Regions from separate parts of the Homo sapiens genome. Here region 2 is linked to region 1. A link is a contact called in ENCODE Hi-C data. All regions are on one chromosome and are shown on one strand. Each heading gives the region's core, a stretch centred on a gene start or an enhancer-like site at or near the end of the contact. The rest is flanking DNA. Distances are from core to core; before and after follow the strand shown. Region 1 holds the start of LINC00609 (long intergenic non-protein coding RNA 609). Region 2 has its middle 62 kb from the start of PTCSC3.

Region 1 (2,596 bases), core at 38-2,537:
ATGCATGAGTCACCTACTGGGATAGGCACAGTGTGTGGTTCATTGAATTTAGCTAAATTGTGAGTCATCCATCAATAGTCCTCTTGGTGAACATACTTGTAATAATTTCACACATTACAAACAAAAATAGGTATGATTTTCAAGATTCTTGAAGCTGTTTCCCTTGGGGATTCTTTGGATTGTGTTTAGAGTTTTTTGTGTTGCTAGGTGGTGAGAAACTTGTCAGCTTTGTTTTCAGATGGATCCAAGGCTTGTGTCTCTGTCACGTGATAAAAGAACTTTGGTTTGGGAGGCTCAGGGGCAGAGTATGAAGCTGAGCGTCATGAAGTGGGGGGAAACAGGAATTAGCGATTAATATTTGTCCTTGTCAGATCATTGACTTTTAAGATTGATTTTGGCATCTGAAAAATGTTTGGCTCCACTCTCAGGACAGAGTCAGAGCAGTAAGAATATGCACCTGTGTCCCCCACCCCCTTTTTTCTGATAGGAGAGAGCTGAGCAGGGTGGTTATGTGTCTGTGCACTACTGCCCTCTGTTGGATGGCACTAGAATTTCTCTGTATCCACACCCCAGCTGAATGAGCGCTCCTGGTTGGCTGGCAGGTGACCCAGGCAAATATGTCATTATTGGACTAAGACCAATTAAAAAAAAATAGTTGGCCTGTATAAACTAAGAGAGACCTCTCTCTGGTGGAGAAATAAGAGTGTAGACTTTCTGACCTGTAGGGTTCTTCTATTCTGGTGGCTGCCGGGCAAGAGGCTGGCATCTGCTGCTGAATGACAGGACAGACTTTGTGATTAAACTGCTAGATCTTTGGCTTTTCAGGAAGTGAAAATAATCACAAGATAAAGTATCCTTACTTGCATTTTTCCCCTTTCATAAGTGCAATAGGGCATAAAAGGGCTTTGGCTTTTGGCTACAATCAGAGGTGAAAGTTTTTATATGGATATAAGAAGAGAAGTTAAAGCTCTTTGCAAACTATGGCTAAAGTGCCATGTCAGTAAGACGTATACAGTGACCCAGGACACTGGCTGGGAAGTTTTCTTTGTTTTGGCAGATTCCTCTGCCCTCCTTCACCTTCTCCAAGGTAGCGAGAGTAAGTGTCCAGGCATGAGCCTTGGGGATACTGTCCTGCCACTACTGGCTGAGTAACTTGGGAAAGTTGTCTGACTCTTGGGCCACATTTTTTCTTTTGTGTAAAATGAGGCATTTGAAATAGATGCTATCTCAGAGTCGCTTCATTTCTGAGATGCAATAAATTATCTTTTCTTCCTAGATGATAATGTAAGCACAAAGAACAAAACTATTTAAAGACCACACACATACCCTCTCAAACAAATCACCTCCCTTTGGGAAAGCAACATGTTCACTGTGATAATTCAGCATCAGGACCTGAGGTGGTGGGAACAGCTTTGGCTGGTTTGCTGCTCTCCAAGGAGCTCCTGTGCCGGCCGCATTGGACAAGCATCTCTGCCCTGCGGCGCAGAGTCTCCAGGACCAGCAGATGGCGGACTTGCACAGTCCACACATTTTCCAGGTTCTCAAGGTAAATGGTACTGATTAACATCCAGAAATAACACCCACTGATGTTTGAACAAATTGCAGCGTTTTCCAGGCCACTAAAACCATGGCACTTTGTGAGCTGGAACATTTGCTAATATTTAAAATGGTTAGAAAGATTGTTAATCTATAATACTTTCGAGTGTTAACAGCCTCTTTCACCCACGCATCAGAAACCCTTAATAAATTGGCCTTCTTTTTTTTCAGGTGGGGAAATTAGGGCAGAGGGTCAATTGGCTAAGATCACAGCAGAACTAGTCCAAATAATTCAGACTATACACCTTGGTGATCTTTTAGAATTGTCGTTCCTCTTGCCCTTCCTTTCTTTAATGCCCACTTCTCTTGGTTGTGGAGGGGAATGTGTGTGTTGACTGGGGATATGGAAGAGGAATTGACGTCTTCTGCACTTTGGGGCATTGCCACCTGCCATGGTCATCAAAGCTCCTGATCGCCACAACCTGTATTCAGAATACCTGTGATAATAAGAACTGGCATTTATTGATTACTTACTTTGAGCCAGGCATTGTTCTAAGCATTTCTCACACACTAATCATTTAATCCTTCCAGCAGCCCATAAAGGAGGCAGAGAGAGTAAGTAACTTACCTAGAATAACAGATCTTTGTATTTTTCTAGGCTCTAAAAGCAGCAATGACTTCAATCTATTTTTTAGTGGTAATCACTCTTTCACCCCAGATATTTTCCAGCTAACAGATCATTGACTGATTTTTAATATTTAAATTGAGAAATTTATTGGAGCTTTGGTGATAATCATGTAAGTAAGCCCTGGTTATAGTAGCTTGTAATGCTATTATTAGTGTTCAAGATTTCCTTTCACAACCTTGTGCTTAGAAGGAATGATTCACTAGAAATGGAAATAAGATGTAAATGAAATGGGGAAGCTTGGCAATTTAATCACTCAAGTAATACATATTTTCAAAGTGCTCACTTAATCCACTAGTCACAAGGCGGCATTAGAGATGTGTTGGGGGGTTTCACTCCAACAACATTTATTTATTTCAAAAACATACATAGTGG
Region 2 (2,596 bases), core at 51-2,550, 170 kb after region 1:
TACACACATTGGTAGAGAATGCCAGTTTTGAGGTGGAGGAAAGCAACATTTAACTTCTTCTACGGGACTGACATACATTTTCTAATCACTACCATGTTGCTTTCATCTGTTTAAGGTGTTATTTTCTTCTATGTAATATGAAAAATTATCAAGGAGGTGACATTTGAACTGGGCCTTGAAGGATAAGTAGAAGTTCACCAAGCATCAAAACAAGGAAAGAAAAATGTCCAGTTTCAGTTATCTCTCTCTCATCATACCTAGCAGAGTAAATGCTAGATAAATATTTAGTCCAAGTTGCAAAAGCTGAAAGGTCAAGTTCCTAAACAAACTGTAAAAGAACCAACCTGATTTGAGGTAAACTGTCATTTTACTAGGTGATAACATTTCAGTGAAAGGTATTCTGAGACAGTGAAAAACTTGCAGGTCTTGCCAAGATTTGCAACCCTTCTGGGAGAAAAGAGACCCTGTGCCAGGAAGCCAAATATTGTGGTTTGCTTGATTTTCTTAAAATAAATATTTCTAGACTTAATCCATCCAAATAAATTAAGACAGTATCCCTGGGAGACCTCAAGTGCTACAATTCTTAGCAAACTTTTGGAAGCCCCTTCTTGGAATGGTGTTCAATGCCTACAACACTTCCCTTTGAATATCTTCAGAGTAGATAGATTTGATTTCTGAAACAAGAAATTCATGCAGAGGCCTGCCTTGAGTTGGACTAGTTTTGGAAGAGAGTACAGCTGTAAACTCACCGTGATTTTCTTAATATAAATTTATTCTTAAAACTGTAAGAGAAGAATTTCAAAAATATCTTTAGTATCATGAGAATACATGTATAACCTCCTGAGGTGACTACTTTGAAGGACAAAGCTTACATGAAAATACAGTCACGCCTAGAAGCATAAGCACACCTGCCCACTGGCCAAGTTGGGCTTAGAAGCAGGTAACTCATGCTTACCACCCCCCACTTTGTCTTTTGAAAAGCACTGGCCTCTGAGGCAGTTTGCAATGGGTTCCATGCCCTCCTCGGTGCCCGTTTCTACAAAAGCAGTTCATGAGATGTGGCTATTTCACATAGGACCCTGCAGAAAAGCACAGAGGGGAGGCAAGCTATGCCCTGTGAGGACATTAGAAATGGCCCAGAATCTAGCAAGAGAAAAAGCAACCATTCACTCTGTGGCCCTGGGATTCACCCAGATCCAGCTGCCGCAGAAGAGAGGGGAGGTGCCAGTCCTCAGATGGCAAAAGATAAACGTGGAAAACGGAAACAGCCTGAATCATGCGTGCTAAACCGTATCCTCAAGTAGTGGCAAGACTGTGTTGTGTAGGGAGGTTGGAAAGCAAAACGTGGTGTGGGATGAGTCACGGCCAGCACATTGAAACTATAAGAGGGTGTGAGGGACAGTGTGGGTGGAAGAGGCAGAACTCATGATTTGTGGGTAATAAGTTGGGTAATGAAATAATAGGAGGAACTCATGGGTCTTGAGCCTTTGTGAATTCTCTCCTGCTATCTAAGACACTCCATTGTTATGAAATAACATTTTTCAGGGTCTAATTGCCTTGTGTTTTGGCACTTATGTTTCTTCTGACTTTTGGTTTACCCAGATTCTCCTTCCCGTCTGGCTCCCCAGACAGTGATTTACTTAATGCTTTGCATTTTAAGTGACATCATCTGTTTTCCAGACAAATACCGTGGCAGCCTACACACCTTGAAGCACCACCACCATCTTGTGTTTATCACCATATCCTCTTATAACTAAACATTTACAAAAGACATTCTCATGCCTTTTTTCTGGGGGGTTGGGTTGGCGGGGCGGTGGGGGGGGCGCGGGGAGACAGGGTCAGCATTGAAAGTCATCACATTTCAAACACCAGAATTTGGGCCAGGCACAGTGGCTCACGCCTGTAATCCCACCACTCTGGAAGGCAGAGGTGGGCAGATCACTTGAGGCTAGGATTTTGAAACCAGGCTGCCCAACATGGTAAAACCCCGTCTCTACTAAAGATACAAAAATTAGCCAGCCAGGCGTGGTGGCAGGTGCCTATAATCCCAGCTACTCAGGAGGCTGAGGCAGGATAATCTTTTGAGCCTGGGAGGCAGAGGTTGCCAGTGAGCTGGGTTCATACCACTGCATTCCAGCCTGGGCGACAGAGCAAGACTGCCAAACAAACAAACAAACAAAAACAGAACCAACCAGCCTACCCACCCACCCACCCAGAATTTTAGTGGATGAACTCCAGAATAACTTGTCTATCCCTGTTACCTTGTCCTGGGGAATTCTCTTCCTCATTTGTTCTTCCTCTTTGAGAATATTGTTCCTTGCACACAGGCTGGCCCTCAGTAAGTACTCAAATATGTCATGAATGAATAAATAAAGGAATCATCTGTTGATAACACAAATCTTTTCAAGATGGTTTAACTTCTATGCTTCCTGGAGGCAAGGAGATAGATGACTTTCTAAAATCCCTTTAGTTGCTAGGCCTTGAACATTTAAAGACCAGCATTCGAAGGACTTTCCAAAAAGTGACACTGTATTCCACTGTCAGCATTGTGGGGAGTGAGTTGAGGGAAGAAGATAGTGTGTGGGTGGGCGTGTGT

Evidence for each region. Hi-C counts contacts between places; a loop is a spot of excess contacts on that map. Pooled maps may share reads with other maps.
Region 2: a loop to region 1 is called in a map of mammary epithelial cell, with 2.7 times the contacts of the local background. The contact joins the enhancer-like site here to the promoter of LINC00609 in region 1. A Hi-C loop is called at or near these places in 1 of 168 maps with a recorded cell type or tissue (mammary epithelial cell), 2 of 37 single-sample maps with no recorded cell type and 3 of 50 pooled maps.

The regions. Positions count from the first base shown.
Region 1 is chr14:36,069,140-36,071,735 of GRCh38, forward strand. It overlaps LINC00609 (long intergenic non-protein coding RNA 609), which reads left to right and starts at 1,288. Exons shown (of 3, transcript NR_073454.1): 1 at 1,288-1,546.
Region 2 is chr14:36,237,496-36,240,091 of GRCh38, forward strand. No RefSeq gene overlaps it. Among named protein-coding and RNA genes, the nearest start is that of PTCSC3, 62 kb to the left of the region's middle. Within about 2 kb of position 1,301, at least 2 of the 41 ENCODE cell types and tissues checked have a DNase peak (open chromatin) inside an H3K27ac peak, as active enhancers do; they include mammary epithelial cell, where a contact is called at or near this core.